2 separate regions of the Homo sapiens genome follow, and region 2 is linked to region 1. A link is a loop called in an ENCODE intact Hi-C map of the cell type or tissue named here. Cell type or tissue: PC-3. All regions are shown on one strand. Links, peaks and the distances in the headings refer to the core of each region. The heading gives the core; the rest is flanking DNA. Region 1 overlaps CALD1 (caldesmon 1). Region 2 overlaps LOC124901750 (a long non-coding RNA gene).

Region 1 (12,397 bases), core at 1,773-9,772:
TTCTTCCAATAATTTAATAGATCATTGTGCTCCCAGTGCCTGGCACATTCTAGGCACTCAAAAATTAGTAGGTATCATTATTGCCATCATTGTTATTATGATTATTATTCAGAGGAGGAGAGTATCAGGAAAGGCTGAAGAGAAATCACGAAGTCTTAGAACTGGATTGGACCTAGGAGATTATTTGGGCTAAACTACCAAACACAGGATCCTTCTGTGACATCCTCTGACAGATGAACATCTAGTCTCTGCTTGAGAACATGCAGTGATAATGATCTCACAGCTTAAGAACTACCAAAGACTGCATTAAATCTCTCAGAAAATCAAGTTGTGCAACTTGATCAGAGCCCTGATAGAGAAGACAGAGTATTCTAGACTAGGAATGAAGACACAGAGGGGTTAATGAGACAGTCTGTAAACATTTGCAATTGCACTACCATGGTTCAACGTCTAGAGCATTTCAGGTTTGTCAAACCATCTAAAATTATATATTCACTTGAAGCGGGGAGCAACCATAAAATCACCTCTTGTACCATCTGGCAAATATAGTACCACAGATTTAGATAGCTTTTCACATAAGTTATTCATTTGTCTTCACAACTCTCCTAGGATGTAGGTAGAAGGAATATTCATATCCCTTTTACATATACAGAAGTGTGAGGTCATTGTTAATGACCCACAGGATGGTGGTGATTATGTATCATCCTATGGGAAATCATCATAATGAGTGTTAGTCTAAGCCAGGGGTGTCCAATCTTTTGGCTTCCCTGGGTCACATTGGAAGAAGAATTGCCTTGGGCCACACATAAAATACACTAACACTAATGATCGCTGATGAGCCAAAAAAAAAAAAAATCACAAAAAGGTCTCATAATGTTTTAAGAAAGTTTACGAATTTGTGTTAGGCTACATTCAAAGCCATCCTGGGCATGATGTGGCCCCTGGGCCATGGGTTGGACAAGTTTGGTGTAAGCATTTTACATGTGCTATCTCACTGAGCCCTCACGAAAGCCCTAAAAAATGAGTACTATTGTTATCCCTGTTTTACAGATGAAGAAACTGAGCCACAGAGCAGATAAATAACATGGCCAAGGTCAGGCAGTTGGAAAGTAGCAGCACCAGAATGCAAATGCAGGCAGCTCGACTCCAGCTCTCAGGCTAAACCTCTGGTGACCACCTAGAAGGGGAGTGTCCAGCCTGCGGCCTGAGTCTGCTGCCTCTCCAACTGTGCTCTCTCTCCTACAGCACTCTTCCCTTTGGCTGTGAAGCTGGTACTGATGCCTCGTTATTTGTTCTTTCTCTCTTAGGAAGAGAAGAGGAGGCTAAAGGAAGAGATTGAAAGGCGAAGAGCAGAAGCTGCTGAGAAACGCCAGAAGATGCCAGAAGATGGCTTGTCAGATGACAAGAAACCATTCAAGTGTTTCACTCCTAAAGGTTCATCTCTCAAGGTATTTTTTTCCCCAGAAAACTTCTATTAGAATATGATAGAGACTGGATTTTAGCCCCTTGTTTAGTTATTGATTATACAGGGCCTTTGTTCATTTATCTTTTTGCTATCCTTCCAAGTTAATCTGTTCAGGCTGCTATAACAAAATACTTTAGACTGGGGCCAGGCACGGTGGCTCATGCCTGTAATCCCAGCACTTTGGGAGGCAGATGTGGGCAGATCACCTGAGGTCAGGAGTTCGAGACCAGCCTGGCCACCGTGGTGAAACCCCATCTCTACCAAAAATTCAAAAACTAGCCGGACGTGGTGGCACACACCTGTAATAATCTCAGCTACTTGGGAGGCTTAGGCAGGAGAATCACTTGAACCCAGGAGGCAGAGGTTGCAGTGAGCTAAGATAATGCCACTGCACTCTAGCCTGGGCAACAGAGCAAGATTCCATCTCAAAATTTATCACTCACAGTTTTGGAGGCTGGAAAGTCAAAGATCAAGGTGCCAGCAGATGTGGTGTCTAGTGAGGGCCTATTCCTCATAGGTGGCACCTTCTCCCTGTGTCCTTACATGGTGGAAGGAGAAAGGGAGAAAACAGGCTTCCTTAGGCCTCTTTTATAAGGGCACTAGTCCCATTCACAAGGGCCTCACCCTCATCACCTAGTTACCACCCAAAGGTCTCACCTCTTAATACCAACACATCAAGGACTCAGTTTCAACATATAAATGTTGGACCATAGCACCTCCTTTCAGCTGTTTCACAGCTTCTCTTTGTTTACAACATATGGAAAGGAGGGACAGTAGTGAAATTTTTATCTGTTGTTTATTAGATGCTTTGGCATACATTAAAATGACATTCGGTGATTATCTCTCAATTTTACTGATCCACATTCTCCATGTGCCTCATTCCTTTGAGCAACTGAGAATAGAGACATCTAAAATTTATAAAATAGGAAAGTATATTTTAAAAGTTTAAGCTGCTTTTCATGCTAGCTGTTCATTTTTTCTTTGTCATGATTAAAAGCCAGCTGGAAATGGTACAGGTGCAAATTTTAAAGCAATTATTATGGGAGGAGGTGAAATGTGACTTGGAAAGGGTCCTTTTCCAGGATGGCTTTGGTCCTATGACAGCCTTCATGGAGCACAGCTCCTATTTGATGTAAAACAGAGTGCTGCCAAGAGAACAGAAAAGGAGCAGGAATCAGCTGAGTCAGGGAGATGATAGAATAGTTGAGATGTAGGGAAAACACAGTGGACTCAAGAAAGTAGCATCCTTGATTTATAATCAGTCCACCATTATTGCCAGTGGCAGTTTCTTTGAGAATTAACATCATTGAGCATCTAGCACAGTGCCTTACATCATATTGAAGATACTTAATAAAAATTTGTTAAATGATGAATAAAGGAATGAATCTTCAGAGATTGGGACTTTTAACATTTCATTTTCCATCAACCTAGCTAGGTTATAAAGCATCAACAATGGACAAAGCCATGAGAGAATTATACCCAGGTCTGGCCGGGCACAGTGGCTCACACCTGTGATCCCAGCATTTTGGGAGGCCGAGGTGGATGGATCACCTGAGGTCAGGAGTTCTAGACCTTCCTGGCCAATCTGGTGAAACCCCATCCCTACTAAAAATACAAAAATTAGCCAGGTGTGATGGCGCACACCTGTAATCCCAGGTATTTGGGAGGCTGAGGCAGGAGAACCACTTGAACTTGGGAGGCAGAGGTTACAGTGAGCCGAGATCGTGCCACTGCACTCCAGCCTGTGTGACAGAATGAGACCCTATCCCAAAAAAAAGAAAAAAAGAATCATAGCGAGGTCTGGATGGTTAATTATGTACATATGTGTACGGTTATATCAAGTGGCACACCAAAATGACCAAAAACTGCTTACATTTTACAGTTATTACTTGTTCCACATGAAAATCAGAATTTTTTAATCCCCAAATAACTTCCCTTAGTCTTTTTTTTTTTTTTTGAGATAGAGTCTCGCTGTGTTGCCCAGGCTGGAGTGCAGTGGCACCATCTTGGCTCACTGCAACTTCCGCCTCCCAGGTTCAAGCGATTCTTCTGCCTCAGCCTCTCGAGTAGCTGGGACTACAGGTGCACGCCACCATGCCCAGCTAATTTTTGTATTTTTAGTAGAGACAGGGTTTCACCATATTGGCCAGGCTGGTCTCGAACTCCTCACCTCATGATCCGCCCACCTTGGTCTCCCAAAGTGCTGGGATTACACGCATGAGCCACCATGCCCGGCTCACTTAGTCTTTATGATGGTCTAGGTCCCAGTCATATTTCTGATACCTCCCAAATAAATTATTTGTACTTGAACCCTTGTCTCAAGGTCTGCTTCAGGGAAAATTTAAACTAAGCCACAGAGGGATTATACATTTAATATCTGATTATTTATGAAATACTTAATGCATGCTATGTCCTATGAGGGAAAGAACAAAGCAAGGTGGCTGCCCTGATGGCTCTAATGACTGCCTCAAAGAAACAATTCAAGAATTACAAAAGTGAGCAGAGCAAAATGAGTAGAGAAAGGCCTTGTGGAGTAGGCAAGCTTTATTTATAAACTCTGAAATTTGAATTTTATGTAATTTTATTGTGCTTTTCTAATGTCATGAAATATTATTCTTCTTTTGATTTTTTTTTAACCGTTTAACAGTGTGAAAACCATTCTCAAGGCCAGGTGCGGTGGCTCACACCTGTAATGCCAGCACGTTGGGAGGCTGAGGCAGGTGTATCACCTGAGGTCAGGAGTTTGAAACCAACCTGGCCAACATGGTGAAACCTCGTCTCTACTAAAAATACAAAAATTAGCCAGGCAAAGTGGCAGGTGCCTGTAATCCCTACTCAGGAGCCTGAGACAGGAGAATCACTTGAACCTGGGAGGCAGAGGTTAGCTGGGCGCAGTGGCGCATGCCTGTAATCCCAGCTACTTGAGAGGCTGAGGCAGAAGAACTGCTTGAACCTGGGAGGCAGCAACAAAAGCAAAACTCCGTCTCAAAAAAAAAAAAAGAAAAGAAAAAGAAAACCATGTTCTCTCTTTCTACCTTCTTTAAAATCCCACCCAAGCCTTCCTTGAACAGTCTTGGTAACATGAAGAAAATAGTAGTCATCTAGACTTCCAAATTCTACTGTGGTTTTTTTTTTTTGTTTTTTTTTTTCAGGAGAAACTACAACCTACCCTACCCTCCTCTAATTATTTCTTCTCTACCAAATTTCTCAACGTACCTATTTCTCTGGTCTTTCCCTCAGCCAGATGCTGGCTTCCCATTTCATCTAGTACCCCCAGGAAGCCATTTATCTACTCCCTCTGATGGAGAGGCATTTGTCTGCAATTGATTAAAGTAGATGTATAAAAAAGGTCTAGGTTATTTTAAATTTCTATGTAAGAGAGACACATATTCAGGGGCAGACAGTCTATGCTTCCCTCCATGTATGTGCCTTGAAGAACTTGCTGTGACTCTGATTTTCAAGCTCAATTTCATATTCTACAATGTAATTGGGATAGCTATTGATACCCTTGGCCCTGCAACTTTTATAAGTGGTCACAAGTTAGCATTGTAGAATACCAATGGGAGGAAAAATATTTGCTATTTGACATCAAAATACTACCAACTACTGTATTTTTAAAAAATATCTCATGATTTCTATTCCTTGTTTGGGAAAGTCTGTACCTAGTTTTTCATCATTAAATTATGTTAGCAGTGACTGATTTTCATATGCAATAAAGAATAGATTTTAAGTAAATTAAATTCAAAGATTTTTTAATTTCTATTGCCTTTATTGGTTGGGGCAGGGTGTGGAGTAACGAGAGCACCAATTTTCTAAAACGAATGGTGTGCTTTTATTCCAAGTTTTATCGAGACAATACTGCCACCTCTTGGTCTTCAGAAGAACCAATTTCCCTTGTTAAATTCCTTAAACAGAACATTTAATATACAAATTCAGTACAAATTGTTTAGAGCCACTAAGTTAGGATATTTTCTAGCAGGAGTGCATCAGTAAACGGACAGTGCATCCTGACAAAATGTGCGAAATGCAATGATGAAGTCAGGCTATGTTAGCTATGATAGAAGCAAAAGGAGGAGTAGGAATCTGAGAATCTCGGTGATTTGAATAAATGCCATGGCCAAGGTTAGAAAGATGATCCCTGAGTCATAAAGATGCTGCAGGTGGGACAAAGAACAGTTCTCACCTCCGCTATCCCCTTCTGCAGTGCCTCTATCCTCCCACCACACTGAATTTTTCTTTATCCCCAGTCTCACCACGCTGCGTGCCTTGTGGCTCTCCAAATCTTTGTACATGTGCTTGCTTTGCCAGAAATGCCCTTTCCTGGCTAAGCCATGCACTTCCTTCCTCACTTTCATAAACTCATTTCTGAAACCATGTAAACCAGAAACTACTAATCTCAGCTCAAATATCAACACTACTGAAAAGCCTTCTCCACCTCCCCCAGATAGTTACTTCTTATACACACAGCATTTTTTTCTTTAATATTGTACCTACTGTTAATTTTTAAATATTTTATTTTATATACTTTACTAGTCTTCCCTACTAAATTCTGTGTTCCTTAAAGAATAAGACCTTGTCAGTCAGGCACAGTGGTTCACACCTGTAATCCCAGCACTTTGGGAGTCCAAGGTGGGCGAATCATGAGGTCAAGAGATCGAGGCCATCCTGGCCAACATGGTGAAATCCCATCTCTACTGAAAATACAAAAATTAGCTGGGCATGGTGGCGCGCATCTGTAGTCCCAGCTACTCGACGCTGAGGCAGAAGAATCACTTGAACCCGGGAGGTGGAGATTGCAGTGAGCCGAGATTCCACCACTGCACTCCATCCTGGCAACAGAGTGAGACTCTGTCTCAAAAAAGAAAAAGAAAAAGACCTTGTCTATCTTAGCTTGCTTAGGTTGCCATAACAAAATACCATAGACTGGATGGATTAAACAATAGAAATGTATTTCTCACAGTCCTGGAGGCTGGAAGTCCAAAATCAAGGTGCAAGCAGATTCAGTTTCTGGTGAGAGCCCTCTTCATGGCTTGCAGATGGCTGCCTTCTTACTGTGTCTTCACATGGAGGAAAGAGAGCAAGTGAGCTCTCTAGTGTGTCTTCCTGTAGGGATAACAATCCTGTAGGATCAGGGTTCCACCGCTCTGATCTCATTTAACCTTAATTACTTCCTTAGAGGCCCCATTTCCAAGTACAATCACATTGGGGGTTAGGGCCTCAACACATGCATTTTAGGGGGACACAGTTCGATCAATAGCACTATTTTATTTATTAGTATTCAATTTTATATAGAAGGTACTGAGTATATTATTTATTGGCTAATTGTTTGGCTGACAGGCTGGCAGGGATAAAAATAGGATAGATGGATGGATAGATGGATGGATGGATGGACGGACGGACGGATGGGTAATATTTATTAAAAGTGCCAGTGCATTGCATAGTTCTAAACTGTTTCACCTTACTCACCTGGGAATTTTTTCTACAGAAATATACTTCTAAGTTTATAATTAAAATCAGAAAAATAAGAGTTACTTTACAGATGTTTTATATATCCCATAAAGTCAGCACTACTTATAGTACTTTTTTGCATAGTTTTTTAAGTAAGAGTTTGCTTTTGTCTTTGTAGGAAATCATCAGAAAGAATGAAATGCTCTTACTAGTATCTATAAAACTGTTATTCAACTGATATTAGAGAGGAAGCATGTTTTCAAAAAAAAAAAACTCTGTGGTATTTATTAATTGCTCATGAATCCCAGACCAGTCTGGGTCAGAAAGAACCCCTCACATCTTGGAGAATTGTGTGTATCCCCTCAAAATTCATATGTTGAAATCCTAATCTGCAATATGATGGTATTAGGAGGTGGGATCTTTGGAAGACAATTAGGTCATGAGGGTGGAGGCCCCCTTAATGGGATTAGTGCCCTTGTAAGAAGAGACACAGAACCTTATTTGCTCCCTCTCTATTCTGCACTATATGAGGACACAGCAGGAAGGTGGCCATCTGCAAACCATGAAGAGAGGTCTCACCAGACCCCAACCATGCTGGCAACCTAATCTTAGACTTCCCAGTCTCCGGAACTGTGAGAAATGTTTGTTGTTTTAAGGCACCCAGTCTATGGTAATTTCTCACATTAACCAAGACTCACTGAGACAAGGGGCCACTCAAACATACTAGCCTAGGGCAACTAAAATCCAGTAGATTTCTTGACTGTCCTGAACAGGGAAGAAAATGGAACTTTTCAGCGTGCATGTGCTTTGGCACATGCAGTCATAAGCAAAGAAGGTATTTGCTCATGGTATTGATAGGTGATGGGTGGTAGAGGATATTTCTAGCCTGGAGTTGGGTGTGGCATGGATTCAACAAATATTTGCTTATTGCTAACATCTAAATTTAAGTGTTACAGTTTCAGTAAAATATAATGTTTGATTTAGCAGCTTCAGTTGTAGCAAAAAAGTTCCTAGCTTTAAAAAAAAAAGAACTCATCAAAGACTACTAACTGCTGATTTTTTCTATGTCCAACCCTGTTTCTCTGGGCTCATTTCCTCATTTCACACTTGGGCTAAGAGGGGCTTCATGGGAAGCCTCAGCCATTACAGATGAGCTGTGCCCCATCCTCATTCTACCTGTATCCCGCCTTTTACGTTCCAAGGCTAATTAAGTTCAGCAATAGGCTTGATCATTGACCCTTGTCAAGTTAGGAAATCAGGTTAAGCAATAAGGGACTAGTTCACATTTCCTAGTTATTCAATCCTGTTACATACCAAATACATAGTTAAAACATTATGGGAAAATTTTGTTACTCGAATAGCATGGTATGTCTCTAGTAAATACATCCTAAAGGGTAACAGTGTGTGTTTTTGAAAAAATTATTTGTTTGTTGTTGTTGCATTTTGTTTGTTTGTTTTGAGACAGATGCTCACTCTGTCACCCAGGCTGGAGTGCAGTGGCACAATCTTGGCTCACTGCAATCTCTCCCTCCCAGGTTCAAGCAATTCTCCCACCTCAGCCTTCCAAGTAGCTGGGGCTACAGGCGCGTGTCACCACACCCAGCTACTTTTTGTATTTTTTAGTAGAGATAGGGTTTCACCATGTTGGCCAGGCTGGTCTTGAACTCCTGACCTCAAGTGATTTGCCTGCCTCGGCCTCTCAAAGTGCTAGGATTATAGGTGTGAGCCTCAGCGCTCAGCCAATTATGTTAGTCTTAAACTTTAATTATTTTGCCACTGATTTATATTGTTTTAGAGGCATTTTTATTCCATTTCTGTCTGGTCTTTATTTTGCCTTGAAAACTTGATTTTTTTTTTTTTACACGTTTTCTCTATCCTGTATCAATCCTACCTTCATTCCCCCAAATCTCACTATCAAATACCTTATATGTAGTTTTGCTTTCTAGCAGAGCTACGCACAGTAACTCAAATACCCTTATATGCTCTTCGGTGTGTTTAACAGGTTCAGGGATGATATTGGCCTGGGCTGAGAAACACTGTTTATAAGCTTGAAATATTAATTGGGTTTATTTTCTTTTGTAATTCCTAGATAGAAGAGCGAGCAGAATTTTTGAATAAGTCTGTGCAGAAAAGGTAAATATGCTTGATGGTTCAATTGAGCTAATCAGCTAGCATATGTATGAGAAGATTCTCTCTCATATTTTTATATGTATGTGTTTACTTTTTTAGCAGTGGTGTCAAATCGACCCATCAAGCAGCAATAGTCTCCAAGATTGACAGCAGACTGGAGCAGTATACCAGTGCAATTGAGGTGAGAATTGTCCTCAGCGTTATGGTCCTGCTGAACAGAAATAGATTCTGACTACATAGAAGAGCATAAAAACACTTAGGACAATAATCAAGTCCAATAGCCCCAGGAGTGTTAGAATTTTTTTTTTTTTTTTTTTTTGAGACGGAGTCTCACTCTGTTGCCCAGGCTGGAGTGCAATGGCAATCTCAGCTCACTGCAACGTCTGCCTCCTGGGGTCAAGCAATTCTGCCTCAACCTCCCGAGTAGCTGGGATTACAGGGGCCCACCACCACACTTGGCTAATTTTTGTATTTTTAGTAGAGACGGAGTTTCACCCTGTTGGCCAGGCAGGTCTCGAATTCCTGACCTCAAGTGATCCACCCGCCTTGGCCTCCCAAAGCCGAATGTGAGCCACCACACCTGGCCCCCAATAGTGTCAGAATATTAATGATGCTTTATTACACTTTGAAATTCTAAGTTCTAAGAAATACAATAATAAAGATAAATTTTAGGAGAGTTTTAAATAAATTATTTTCTACTTTCAGCGTGAATATTGTTTAATGAAAAGGTTTTTTTGTAACGAATGGGTTTACTGGTATTTAAATATATATATATATATATATATATATATATATATATATTTAACTATATATATATTTAAGTCTTCTTTCAAGTATTCTGTCAAATCTGGGTTTAAATGTCACTTCCTCAGAGTAGCCTTCTTTGCACCCCCAAACTAAGTACTGCCCCCCAATTGTGTGCCATGCTTTATGGCACATCATTATTTTTCATAGCACTTAGCACAATGTGAAATAAATACTTGTATAACTAGTTACTATCTTTCCTTTCTATTAAAATATAAGCCCACTGCAGCTGACTGTCTTGTTTTTTGTTTGTTTTTTTGTTTTTTATTTTTATTTTTATTTTTGAGATGGAGTTTCGCTCTTGTTGCCCAAGCTAGAGTGCAATGGTGCAATCTCGGCTCACTGCAACCTCTGCATTCCAGGTTCAAGCGATTCTCCTGCCTCAGCCTCCCAACCGTCTTGTTTTGAGCACGACTGTATCCCCAGAGCCTAGCAAAGTGCCCTTCATACAGTAGGCATTTAAGAAGTATTGTTGAGGCCAAGTGTGGTGACTCATGCCTGTCGTCACAGCACTTCAGGAGGCCGAGGCAGGAGGATCCCTTGAGCCCAGGAATTTGAAACCAGCCTGGGCAACATAGGGACTATGCCTGGCTAATTTTTTCATTTTTTTCTCTACAAAATAGAGAGAGGCCTATGGTTCCAGCTACTCGGGAAGCTGAAGTGGGAGGATCACTTGAGCCCTGGAGGTCGTGGCTGTAGTGAGCCTTGATTGTGCCACTGCACTCCAGCCTGGGTGACAGAGCAAGACCCTGTCTCAAAAAAAAACAAAAAAGTATCTGTTGAAGAAACGAAGTAGAATATCAATTTCACAACAAATGGTGTCCCAACAAAAAGCATATTTCATTTTTGAAAGATCCTCTGATCTAGCTGTGATGGTTTATTTTGAGGGACATATGTCATCAGCATACAGTTTTACAACAGAAATTATCACTCTCATTTTTGGTGGAGGTGTTTACACAATGAATTTTTAAGATGATAATGTTGAGGAAGACAAACTCACTATAATTTTATGAGAACAAACTTCCCAGCACCAATCCTAAAAATAACTCACAAATTTCAGGGAACAAAAAGCGCAAAACCTACAAAGCCGGCAGCCTCGGATCTTCCTGTTCCTGCTGAAGGTGTACGCAACATCAAGAGTATGTGGGAGAAAGGGAATGTGTTTTCATCCCCCACTGCAGCAGGCACACCAAATAAGGTGAGCATCTGATTTTTGTCTCTTAAGTGTAGAGGGGCATATTTTTTTGCATGTCGATTTTGATTTAGGAATCACACTAGTAAATAATAAAAGCAGTGAAGAAGGTGCAATTTGTACTTTGTTTTGCAATGACCACAAAAGCAAGCTCAGAGAGAATGTGTTTGTGAGGTTGCATGAGGTACTAAGCCCGGGCCATCTTACTCCAAATAAAGTGCCTGGGCTGAAATGTCCACCCTTGGAGTTGGAGTGGGGTGAGTTACCAGGGAAAGAAAACCAGATAACATATTCTGTAAATATCAAGTGTTAAGGTTTATGGTTATGTGAAATCATACTTAATGATATTTTGAATTTGCTTTGAAAATTCCTTCCCAGGTAAAGTTTACTTCATTCTTTAATATTTTGGATGATTGCCCCTTTGTAGGAAACTGCTGGCTTGAAGGTAGGGGTTTCTAGCCGCATCAATGAATGGCTAACTAAAACCCCAGATGGAAACAAGTCACCTGCTCCCAAACCTTCTGTAAGTACCTTTAGGTTTTTCTGAGTTTCTTTGATCTCCCAGCTTCTACCAGCAGAAGAAAACAAGCAGTTGGTCTGTTTACCTAGGAATGGCAGTGCCCCTGTTCTTTGCTTTCCCTGATGAATAGCAAACAGGAAAGTGTTCAGATTTACAACAGTTCTAAGAAGCTGCATCTCAGTTACTCAGAGGGTAAAATGGAACCAAATAATCACCTCTACACCCTAACTGAGAGGAGGAATCAGCTAGAATACTGAGGCAGTTCAAATTTAGATCCTTTACTCGTCTATTTGTTTAGCTTCTATTCTATAAATTCTGGATAGAAATTTGAAAATGAAAGGTCACATCATTTTGGCTACTTCTTTGTCAAGAGCACCCCTAAACTTATTCCCAAAAGAATATGTATGTTGCCTATTGGGAACCCATATGTTCCAATTTGCCTCATTTTTATAACTTGGCACAAAAATGCAGTTATTGGGTAGCTGTTGAAATAATTGGTCTAATTGTGTTGTCAGCACCTCCTGAGGAAAGTCATAAAACTGGAAACTAGAAAAACTGGTTATGAATGATGTTTTTGAGAATCTAAAATTTTCTTAATTTATTAAGTGCAGCTATCTTACTAAAAAGTACATTTCTTTTCACCTTTTTGTTGAATGTATACGACAATTGCTTGCATTTGTCATTATAATAAGAAAACGTATCAAGCTCCCCACTGTATATTGCTGAGCTTTCCCTGTTAAGTTTGCTTTTATAGCTTTGTTGGTGCCCAAGGGAGCTGAGAGTCCACTGTCATAATCCTACATTCTAGAGGAAGAAGAAAAAGTTTCCAATCCTAGGC
Region 2 (12,397 bases), core at 2,037-10,036, 230 kb before region 1:
CTTAGCAGTTCTTGACAACTGTTTCTGGAGTTTTTATTTCCCCAAAATATTGTCACTATTGCTTAGATGTCATACCTAGATGAATAACACTTGCCAAATAAATTTTTGAGTCAAGTTGAATGAAATAATTACCTTTTACTGGGAACCTATCAGTGGTTCTCACCCATGCTAGCCTCATGACTACTGTGTACACTATAGAGTATTATCTCCATTTTGCAAATGAAGAAACTGAGGTATAAGGACATTATTTTCCCCAATATCCTACAGCTCACAAATGTTAGAACTAAGGTCTGAAGCTAGTCCAATGTTCTTTCTGCCACTATTGCCTCTTAAAACATTTTAGCTACAGAAATATTAACTTTCAGACCAAATTATGAAGGTCACTGGGAACGGAAAAATGATTGTTTAAAGAGAAAATTTAAGCTTCAGAGAAGAAGGAAAGGGAGAAGTGAAGAATAAATAAGGAAGAAAAAAATAGAAAGAGGAGAGACAAAAAGGGATAAAAAAATATGTCCAAATAACTTTACAGGGCAAATAGAGGGCTGGGGTCCCTACAACAAGAGTTGGGAGCAGAACAGGGTTATGAGGCTCGCCAGAGGAACTTGGTGTAGACCTGTAAAAAGTAGCAGAGCACCCAGGGTGAAGCCTAGGAAGAGCCAAACAGCCAATCTAAATAAAGTACCAATCAGGCAAAGGGCTAGAGTCCAGGGAAATGGGGCAGTCATCATTGTCTCCTAGAAAGAGCAGGCAGAGAACAGCGTCCAGGGAAAGAAACCGGTAGTTTGCGAGGGGGGATAGGAGAGATTTCTCCAAGCACAGGAAGAGTGTAGCTGGGCCCATCAATGGCCATTGTCCGATATGTGTTTGTCCATTTTGTTTTGCTTGGACGTCAACGGCCTTGTGTGTGTGCAAAAAAGAGCTTTTAAGGACCCCAATCTGGTTTGGACAAGGTGACAGAAGCCAAAAGTTACCTTGGTTGAGTCTTAAGGGAATGAATTTTGAGAGTTACCTGTTCAAAAGCCAAAATGTTCAAATCCCGAAATGTTCACATCAATCACCAAAGATGCCCCCGAAATGTTCACATCAATCGCCAAAGATGCCCGCAGTGAGTGTTTGTTTTCTTGTTTGTATCTCTGTTTCAACTCAGTTGTACTTTGAGCTACACAGATCCTTCAAAAGAATAAAAGCTGGGTTTCTTAACCCCCGCTTTGGTTAGCGTGTATGCTTTCAGCACCTATGTTTAGTATTTTTTAGAATGTAGCCTTTGTAAACTTCACCCACTGTATTTTGCTGAAGTCAGACTCACCCTTTGTTCACCAGTAATCAGCAAACATTTGTTAGTGACGACAGTGGCACTCTGGTTAGCCCTCCTCTTTTTTTTTTTTTTTTTTTTCCTTGCAGAGCATAGTTGAAATAATTTGGGAAAGTTTCTCTTCTTCAAGGAGCTGGGAAAGAATGATGAATGGGCCCCTTGTTCTGATGCATCCTTCTATTTCCTGCAGAGGAAAAAACTGACGGCTGCTAATCTCTGTGTGTTCAGGAGCTCTACCTTCCTTCCTAATAAGATCGCTGTTGTAATAAGCATGTGCCATGGAGGTGAAGCAGAGTTTCCCATTATTTATTAGGCCTGAGTCCTCATTAGTAACTTCTTTATAAAATAAACATGAGGCTTTGCAGAAATGGGGAACAAGAGCCTACTTCATACAAAGTACAATGATAAATGTCTCCTGTGGCCCCAGATTCCAACGCTTAACATCTGTGATCTCCCCATCTCCATGGCAACATAAAGTAAATAGTAAAAATAGTCCAAATCCAGGAAAAACACAGCAGGGAATGTCTGTCCTAAAGGAAAACAAACGCTTAACATGCACTCATACATGAGCAAGAGGACCCACATGAAATGTAGCAGTTGGTCAATAGGAAAACAACAGAGAGTGGGGAATGAAGGGTCTTCAAGCTAGCAGACAAGAAATGTCAGATGATTTGAAGAAGTGTTGTCTGCTTTCAGTAGGAGGCCTGAAGGGAACATTGTGTCTTATATTCATGGGCTTGTACAGTGTGTATTTTACATTTTGTACAAATGTGTTTTGAATTATAAGCTTGTCATATTACACTAGATTTAAAGGGAACCATAGATTATAAAAGTAATAGCATCAAACAAAGAGTTGAGAACTGGTGATTTGGTGTTTGCCATGTAACTTCTTAGCAAAGCTGTGGTCTGCCTAACAGACCCTCTGAATCTTCTCCCTACCTGTAGCCCAACAGCCTGGGGCTGTTCCTGATATTCGCTATAGGCCGCTGGAACAGGAGGCTCTGTGGCCTCCCTGTGTCCCCCACAGTTGTGGCAAGAGCAGTGGAGCAGCCCTCTGGAAGAGAAGAATGTTCCCCTTAGGGGTGCAAGAAAATGCCTGGGAATAGGATATTTTCAAGAACGGCGATTTTCAGTTAATTTAATTTTCTGATTAACTGCAGTGACTTTGGGCCTTTCAACTCACTGAGCCTGGTTTAAGTCATCTGCAAAAAAAAAAAAAAAAAGGATGGGGTACTTCATGACCCTGGAGTCCTGCCAGCCTTGGAATTCTGCAATTCTATGAATTGAGCACAAGGCATGATTTTGTTTCAGCCTTTGTGGATTAAAAAACTTAGAATTCCTGGGTTTCTACTATAGTAGAACAGTTTCTACTGTTCTACTGCTGGTTTCTACTGCTATAGTAGAACAGTTTACTGGGTTTACTGTTCTACTATAGCAAAAAATACAACCCCATGGCTGTGTGTGTTTAGGGGAGGTGGGGGGGTGAAGGGTGGATGTGGTTTAGGGGAAAGACCGAGGGGGTCTACAGCCAATCCCAGTGACTAGCTGTGTGACCTCAGGCCAGTTATTCCACCCTTCTTGGCGGTAGTGTCTCCATCTCCATCAATGGAGATGATGGTATTCCTTGCAACATTATTGCTGTAGGAATACTGGTAAATGATCAACATATGGTAACCACAATATCCTATCAGATTTGGAGTCAGTACTTGAAGAATATTTTTCATCACATAGGTAAGACTTGATAGTAGTGGGGTAGCTCGTGCTGTGTAATTTATGGAACGCAGTCTCAATACTTTGTGATGGGGTTTCCGTTTGGCTCTAAGCAAGTGTGACTCTACCCTGAAGATCTATGGTGGGGTTTTTCTTTTCATTCCCTGACTGTAGCTTTTTCCTCTGATGGTTTTTCTCTTTCTTAAAGCTAGAGCACAGCTAAAACATTCTAGTTAAGTGAATATCCTAGAATGGCTGGATCCTAACACGTGGAAGTCTTTACTGTATGATTTGTGCACAGACACCTTGCCGGTTATTCACAGGTCGTGTTCAAATTTAAAGCTCACCAGGAGTCAATAGCCACAAAGATGACTTTGGAGCAGATTCCCTCTCTTCTATTGTTCCTTTCCTCCGGCCAAGTTTCTCTTCTCTTTGCCACTTTTTTCCTCTCTTACCCTTTCACCATTCTCTTTTCTCTTTTCTTCTTCTTCTAATCTTTTGATTTTAGTGTTCTCATCTTTCCAACTTTGTGCTGTGCATTCTGCAGTAGTTCGATTTTGTTTATTTATTTATTTATTTATTTATTTGTTTGTTTGTTTGTTTCTGAGATGGAATCTTCCTCTGTCGCCCAGGCTGGAGTGCAGTGGCACAATCTCAGCTCACTGCACCCTCTGCCTCCCAGGTTCAAGCGATTCTCCTGCCTCAGCCTCCCCGAGTAGCTAGGATTACAGGAGCATGCCACCACACCTGGCTAATTTTTGTATTTTTAGTAGACACAGGGTTTCACCATATTGGTCAGGCTGGTCTCGAACTCCTGACCTCGTGATCTGCCCACCTCAGCCTCCCAAAGTGCTGAGATTACAGGTGTGAACCACCGTGCCTGGCCTCTACCGTAGTTTTATTTCTCACTCCTTTGTTACATCTTATTCCACCCCCTCCACCTTTCCTTTCTGCTATCCTTTTACTTCCATTTACCCACAGTCCCTGCTGGGAGGCCTTTTCTATTAGATATATAGTGGAAAGGCAAGTCAGCTTTTCTTTGAATTTAGGAAAATGGGACTCACAGTTAACTTCTGGGGCTGAATTTCCAGAGGCCTTTGTCAGAGAGCCCAGCTGCTCTAGAATGAGAGCTATCAGGATGAGACCTACCAGCTGCCTGGGGTTGTAGTGATTCCAGAGGCACCAGGATTCTAACCAGCCAAGGGAAGCACTAACACGGATTGGTTTCTAATATTAACTATCACCCCCACAGCTAAGCCTGAGTATGAAGCTCATCTCTATCAGTTATCAGCTGACCGACCTTGGATAAATTACTCAATCTTTTTGAGTTTCAGTTCTTGCGTAAAAAGATATAACTGTTATACCTCCTCGAGGCATATCACAGATTAAATGAGATCACATATGTAAAGGGCATTTAGGGTAATCTGAAGTTTCTCTGCAGTTTCTGCATCTTGGCCTAGGATTTTTAATCCCTTAGGAAAATTCTGTCTATCTTCTGGGTAGTTTAGGGTTAGTATGGCTCAGAGCCCTACCCTGGTCCTCTTGTCCTGACATTAATTGAGTTAGAAATAAGGTAGTGCTCAATATCATGCTATATACCACTGCTCTTGGCACCCTTAAATCCAGCCATACTCAATACCCCCAATATTCCCATTTGATTCACTAATGACTCAAGCTGTCAAGTACAGTAGAAAAGGTAACTTTTTTTTTTTTTTTTTTTTTTTTTTTTGCAGAAAACTGCAAGCTCAAAACCAGTTTTAAACCTCATTCCAGGTCTGTTTAAAGCAGTGTTCTCAAGTGGGGGTGATTTTGTCTCTTAGAGAACATGTGGCATGTCTGGAAATATTTCTGACTGTCACAATTTTGGGGGCAGTCTGGGATGGTGCTACTGGTACATAATGAGTGGAAGCCACGGATGCTACTGAATGTTCCACAATGCAAAGAATGCACCTGTTCCAAATGTCCATAGTGCTGAGGTTGAGAAAGCCTAGTTTAGAGGTAGCCAGTTGGACAAAATCATGTTGGAAGTAGGGGGATTCTCTTGGCTTTAGAATCCTACTGTTTATTGAGTCTGAGAAAAGCCTGGATAGAGGAGGCGTTCAATGGGATCTGAAAAATATTTTAAAACTGAGCTGCTGTTATGAATTCAGAGAAGCATATTTGCCTTTTAGACAAAAAGATGTGGGGCCTCTTGCATGCCAAAAATTTGCTCAGGGTTTGCTATGCGGCAGCAGGAGAATCTGTCCATAAAAGGGATGGACTTTGCTGCCCAGAGGGATTCCCTTCAAGGGTTTCCCTTGTGAGCCTGAAGAATCACTGGGAAAGGGCAAGCCTGGCCAGCTTCGAGTTCCAGCCCCTCACCAAGGCGTGTTTATATTTCTCCGGAGGTGAGAGTGAATACACTTTAGGGAAGGGAAGGCACTCTAGCCCTAAAAAGGGGTTGTTTAGCAACCATCTTCTTGTTTCTTGGATATGAAGATTAACCAGCTTAGCTGGGAAAGGCCTTTGAGAAGGGAACCTAGGTTTAATATTCAGGGGAAGCTGAGAGAAAGGCATCACTGAGGGGAGAGCGCCTGGGGTTGTAGCTCAGAAAGATATAAGTCTGAACCTCAGCTCCTCCAGCTGTGGACTGACTCTGTGACCTTGGACAAAGAAAGGAAAAATAACTAAGATTACAGCACACCTACTGTATGCCAGACTTGATGGTAGTGTTGCATATGCAATATGATTTCACTTTATTTTTACAATAGCACATGAAAATAGTTTAGCTAAATCATATAGTCAGTAGCTGGCTAAAGAACTCTTGGTTTGTTTGACTCCAAGGTCCACGATTCTTCTATACCACACTGTCTCCCAAAGTCCTTAGCTTCTTTAAGCCTCAGTTTCATTGCTTGTGAAACAGGTACAGAGGAAGATTAGGAAAGTGAATTTAGAACAATCCAGTATGCTTCAGCCAGCACTCCTCCAGGGGGAGCTCCATACTCCTTCCTCCTTTCTACTGCCCTCTCCCTCCTCTTCTGAGGTTGGATGGCCTTAAGAACGTGTATCAGCCATTCACACCCAGGGGGACATCAGTGTGCTGAGAACAAGGTCCTGTGCCTAACCAGGAGGCTGGCTTCTGCATCCTTCTCTTCCTCTGCAAAGCTTCAGCTAATTCCCTGTGTCTAGGAGCCAAGAGGTGGGTGCAGTCAACCCCCTCTTCTTGTGGCCTCCCTTTTCTATTTAATTTCTGAGAATGATGACATGAGGTGGCCTAGGGATTGCTCCTGACAGCCAGAAAGAACTGTAATCTCTTTCACTCCTCAAACACCATTCTCCAGGGCCACAGCCCTGGCCTGAGTACCTATGTGGACAGCCCAGACTAGCTCTATTCAAGGCCTCAAAGTAAGCCTTTCCTTAATTCAATATTTCTGGATCTTAGTGCAGAAATTGACAGTGATATCTCTCCTCAGGCCTGTCATCCATGGAACAAAAGGAGGTGTCCATGGGTTCAACCTATCTCCCTGGATTCTACATTCCATGTGGGATCCAAACCATCCTGAAAACGAAGTGTCACTTTGTCTGTTTTATAATTTGTATGCATCTCTCTCTCAAAGGGCTTTTCAAAAGTGGGTGATTTAGGGCAGGATTTGCAATTCCTCAATTTCCTGAGCATGTATAGCATTAATATCACCCTTAGATTCTGTGGTACCCCCAATTCTAACAGTTGGTGCTTGACAAATATCACTCTTCAGTGCTCTTGTCCCACCTAACAAAGCTGAAAACAAGACCTGAAAGGATCAATTTATTTCCAAGGGCAATGGGCTGAATGGTGGCCCAAAGACATTGGATTTTAATCCCTGGAACCTATAAATGTCACCTTATTTGAAAAAAGAGTCTTTACTGATGTGATTACCTTAAGGATCTTGACATGAGAATAACATCCTGGATTATCTGGCTGGGCCCTTGATGCCACCACAAGTGTCATCATAAGAGTGAGGCAGGAGGAGATTAGATGTACGCAGAGGAGAAGGTGCTACAAAGACAGAGGCACATTGGAGTGACGTGGCCAAGGCACTACCAGAAGCTAGAAGAGGTCAGGAATGAATTCTCTTCTAAAACCTCTATGGGGTCCCCTGATGACACTTTGCTTTCAGACTTCTGGTCTCTAGTACTGTGAAATAATAAATTTCTATTGTTTTAAGCTACTAAATTTGGGTAATTTGTTACAGCAGCATTAGAAGACTAATACACCAAGTAACTTAACTGAATCTTATAACAAAACCCAAGAATACTTATAGGAATACACCATTATTCAGCACCTAACAAGATAAAATCCACAATGGCTAACATCCCACCAAAAATTACCAGGCATGCAAAAAAAGCTGAGAAATACAACACATAAGGAGAAGAAAAATCAGCTGAAACTGATTCAGAAAAGACTCAGATAATACAATTAGCATATATAACTATATAAGCATATATAAATATATAAGAATATATTAATATATTAGCATATATAATCTTAATTGATCTTTATATATTATATGTATATAACTTAATATAATATATATCTTTTTATATATTATATTATATAGCTTTATATATATAATATATATTATATAGCTTTATATATATAATATATATTATATAGCTTTAGATATATAATATATATTATATAGCTTTAGATATATAATATACAATATATTATATATATATATAAAGATCAGGACACGGATGCTGCCAGGGATACAGCTGAAATACAGAATTATGTTACAAAAGGACAAAAAGGAGAACATTGGCAGACAGCTGGCAGTTCTAGCCATCACCATAAAAAAAAAATTTGTATCACCAGTTGTATTAGTCAGGGCTTTATAATTGCAAACAACTCAAACAGATGTGGTTGATTTCAGCAGAAAAAGCATTTAATAAAAGGGTATTGTGTATTTCACAGACTTCAAAACCAGGCTTAGAAATTGAACAGGGACAAATGAGGCCTGGCAGCAGCCAGGACCACAGCTAAAATCTTGCTCCAGAGCCCATCTAGTGAGGATAATGCTGGACGTCACAGCTCACCCCTGAAGTCACCATCACTCCACATCTGGTGCTCCTCAGCCACTGTTGTCACTAGAAAGTCCACATTGTTGGCAGTACTGCCGCCAACCTCCAGAAATGTTCCTCCTCCTCACAGCTTCTTTGCACTACTAGAAGGGTGCATCTGCCAGGAAGAGCTCAGTCATATTCTGAACCCCAACTGCAAGGGAGACTGGGAAATGAGCCTTCCACTTCTACAGTGGGAAGCAAGTTTTGCCTCTCATCAAGATTTACAGGAAAAGAAATCTTCTGGAAACCTGAAGAGGGTACAGAATCTGAACTATCAGATAAAAAGGAAAACTAATAACAATAGTAATTGACAAAGATCTGTTCCATGGATTCAGATTCTACTGATGTTAGTGAGAGCCATGTGCTTTGCAAGTCAAACAGGCGATCGTAGCACATGCAACTCATCTTCTGCTCCTCAGGACCCTCTAGTCACATGCCCACACCCGTCTTTGCTTCTTACTCCTGTCAAAGAACAAAATTTTAACAAATGGAGTTTTAAAGATCAAACTATCAAACCAGCTTTTCTTAGTTCATAAACTGAACATCATCTAGTCCACAAAATAGACAGGAGCTCTGCCAGGCATGGCGGGAACAGTCCATTTTTATAAAGTAGCTTGAGCAGGAAGAACAAGCAAAGTCCATTTTTAAAAAGTAGCTTGAACAGGAGGAACAAGGAAACAGCATGGGGCAAAAACCTGGTTAACATCAGGTTACTTTCCTTGCACGGATTAAAGCAGAGCGGACTTCCTTCACATGCCGGCTCAGGTTGGCTGGTTGCTGTGAATCTCATTGGGTTTTTTGGGAAAACTGGCCTGTCTGGGGGTTTGGCTATCATCTCTCTCCTGACTTCTCACATAGTACAAGTGAAAAGCTTAGTTCTCAGTTTGGTGATGAGGAGCATTAGCATGAATGATTCTATTTTGGGTTGGTCTGTTGGGACCTAGTGCAGAAGAAGCTCGGCCCAAATGAGTGGTCTTCCATAAGTTTTCTTTAACTTTGCTAATGAGTAGATTTTAGTCAGACATATTTGAGGTTTATGAGTGATCCTGAAGAAGTAAACGATCCAAGTCTGTGTTATGAACTTCCTATTTTTGGTGATTTTTCTTTGCTAACATTAGTTACTTTATGGACGTCCTATTAAATGCCAACTGATTTTCTTTGTATTCAGCATGGAGAAAAGTAAAATCTAAAAAGAGAATGGTGATGAGTTCTTTGTGCTATAATACTCAATGTAGAGAATGACGTTGAGCCTATTTGGCCTGACCAACCTGCTTCCTGGATTAAGTCTTGATCTGATCAAAGACAAACTTCAGCTGAATTAAATTTAAAAGAGTTCAATTGAACAATGAACGATTCACGAATCGGTCAGCCCCCTGAGCCAGAGTATGCTTAGAGACTCCAGCACAGCCACGTGGTAGAAGATTTATGGACAGAAAAAGGAAAGTGAGGTACAGAAAACAGAAGTCAGGCACAGAAACAACCTGCTTGGTTACAGCTCAGCGTTTGCCTTATCTGAACATAGTTTGGACAGTGGCTACATTTAACTGGCCGAAACTCAGTGATTTGAACAAGTGTAGGCTACAGTCTGTTTACACCTCCACTTGTTATAGTTGACGATATACAGAGGAACATTTAGGCCGAACTTAAAATATGTAAGGAGGCAGCTTTAGGCTAAACCTGATTGAACAGATCTGTGATGATTCTTAAGCAGTCACCCCCATTCTTCTTAATTCAAAGGAAGCATTAGACCAGAGAGTATCTGACTGGAAAGACCAGTGTTTCCAACAGCTGCATTTGGGATGGAAAGATCTCTAGACTCTTCCTGTCCCTATCGTTCTATCCCTTGAGGTTAATTCCTTTGGCCCTTCCATGAAGCTCTGATTAAAATACAAAAATCACAGGAGGAACAACTGATAAAATATACCTTTTCTTTTTTTTTTTTTTTTTTTTTTTTTGACCCAGAGTCTTGCTCTGTGCCCAGGCTGGAGTTCAGTGGCACAATCTCGGCTCACTGCAACTTCCTCCTCCCTGGTTCAAGCAATTCTGGTGCCTCAGCCTCCTGAGTAGCTGGGACTACAGGCACCTGCCACCATGGCTGGCTAATATTTGTATTTTTAGTAGAGACTGGGTTTCACCATGTTGGCCAGGCTGATCCTGAACTCCTGGCCTCAAGTGACCTGCCCACCTCAGCCTCCCAAAGTGCTGGGATTATAGGCATGAGCTGCCACGCCTGGCCAAAAGACATCATTTTTAACACCTTCAAGGAGTGAGATTTTAGGTAATAACTACTACTTACTGGCACTACAGAGTGCTTCCTGCACAACTTAGCACATTCTTCTTCATACAAGCCCTATCATAGAGTAGTATTATTACTCCATTTCTACAGATGAGGAAAGTAAGGGACAGAGAAGTCAAATGACTCACCCATGGTCACCCAGCTAGTAAATGGTGGAGCTGGGACTCAAAATCCCAAAGGTGGTTTCCGATGTCTACCTGTTTAATCTGTGTCCTCTGCTGCCTCTCACCTCGGATAGTGGTGGCACAGGGCACAGGGCAGGTAAGTACCCATAAACGGGAGAAGGGTGTGGCACGCAGCCCCCGAGGGCAGGCCCAAGTCTAGATGGGAACTGTGCCTGTGAGGGGACACACAAGGAAGATTTGAAGGGCCGTACAGTGCAAGTCTCCCCCTGGCCAAGGGCCTCCCTTCTTTCTGCCTGGCAGGCCACAGCCCTCTTGTACAGATGGCCTCTGCCACAGGACACTGCCTTCTGAAGAAGTCACCAATAAAACCAGCAGATTCTTTCTGCTACCTTGAAGTCCAAGAAGAAAGGCAGAGGACAGGGGCAATATCAAGAGGAGCTTTGAGTGATGCTTAAGGAGGTGGAGAATTACTTGCTGCCTATTGAAAGCAAAGATAGCAACATGTGTAACAGTGAGAAAAGCCCCTGCTTTTCTCAGAAAGAAGGAAAGCTGCTGGGGTCAAATCTAGACTCTGGATGGAGAGTTGGATGGGATTTATGCTCCTGGATGGTGGGCTCTGTGGACCCGGAGCCCCAGAGTGCGGTCCCTGAAGACAGAGATTCCCAGAGCACCATGTAAACAGACACAGTCACAGATGAGAGAGCAGAGGACATGAGGCGGCTGCTGCCTGGGGAATGTCTTAGCTCTGAAGGGAATCTGAAACTTTAGTTCTGGGAGCCTGCCCCATTCAGCAAAAGGCCTGAATCCAAACCAGGATTCAAATCCTGTCCTCATTCATTCTCTGTCTCCCTGCTTGCTCCCTCCCTGCCTCCCTCCCTCCCTCCCTCCCTCCTTTCCTCCCTCTCTTTCTCACAACATTCACAGCGTTTGCCTCTAAATATAAATCAAACATCCAGAAACATTAGAGGATAAGTAAAGAGAACCGAAAGAAACAAAATCATACCAAACAACCCTTTCGTTTTCCCAACCAGACCAGGGACTGGTGGAGGAAAACAGAAAGGCTCCTGACAAATCCATCATGTAAGGACCCCAACTTCCCAATTCTTTCATCCTCACAAGAGCATTAGGAACTATCCACGGGTTTTACAAGCAGTAATGCAAGCACCACACTGTGGTGCAAGCTCCTTGAAAAGCCCAGACTTATGGCACTTTGATAACAGATCATATCTCAAAAATGTCTTCTCTCTGCCATCCAGTCTTTGGAAGAAACACAGAAACTAGCAAGATGGATTAGTCTATTTATAATTTTTTTGGTCTGACTCATCTTTTAGAATAAAAAAATAAATAAAACATTGACTGGTTAATACCATAATTAGGAACAACACAAGTTATAAAATAGCAATGGAGATGGTAACTTTAGGATTAAAATAGACTTTTGGCTCTCATGATTCCTAAGATTTTATATGTCAGACAGGCTGGAATGTGCCTGGGGGTTGAGGGGGAGACATCCAGCTTTAGATTATGTGGGCCCAAAGGAAAAGCTCCTTCTCCTAGCTCCCACCTGCCTCTCCCACCCCACCTATCCTACCTCATTGTTCATCTATTGCCACCTCCAGCATCTGGTCTACCTCCTTTATTTCCCTCATTCCATGCCGTCTACCCTAGATATCTCTGGTTCTGTCATCAACAGCACACCTCACCCATGTTACAGCACCTTCCTCCTCCACAGCTAACCTGCCATTTAGCCTCCCAACATCCAGCTGGGAGCCTCCCAACATCTCCTCCTGCCTGCCTTGAAGCTTTGCCCCATCAGTTTCCACATGCTCTTCCACACTCTCTCTCTCTTACCCTCTCTTTGGCTCTACCACTGGA

The links. A loop is a pair of places that touch in the nucleus more often than their neighbours do. Peaks named below come from ENCODE experiments on the same cell type or tissue, not always from the same donor. Only the 100,000 strongest peaks of a DNase experiment are listed, where the experiment ranks them.
Region 2: a loop joins it to region 1, with 12 times the contacts of the local background. A loop is called at or near these places in 10 of 110 quality-filtered maps.

Annotation. Positions count from the first base shown.
Region 1 is chr7:134,949,067-134,961,463 of GRCh38, forward strand. CALD1 (caldesmon 1) reads left to right here. Exons shown (of 15, transcript NM_033138.4): 9 at 1,308-1,448; 10 at 9,003-9,046; 11 at 9,143-9,224; 12 at 10,908-11,045; 13 at 11,467-11,562. Among named protein-coding and RNA genes, the nearest start is that of AGBL3, 31 kb to the right of the region's middle. In PC-3, for the core only: a CTCF peak has its summit at 5,330 (motif pointing left); no DNase peak of the experiment used is centred there.
Region 2 is chr7:134,718,812-134,731,208 of GRCh38, forward strand. The region is part of intron 1 of LOC124901750 (a long non-coding RNA gene); the gene reads right to left. It also overlaps a transcript of CALD1 not described here. Among named protein-coding and RNA genes, the nearest start is that of CALD1, 55 kb to the right of the region's middle. In PC-3, for the core only: CTCF peaks have their summits at 5,986 (motif pointing right) and 6,193; no DNase peak of the experiment used is centred there.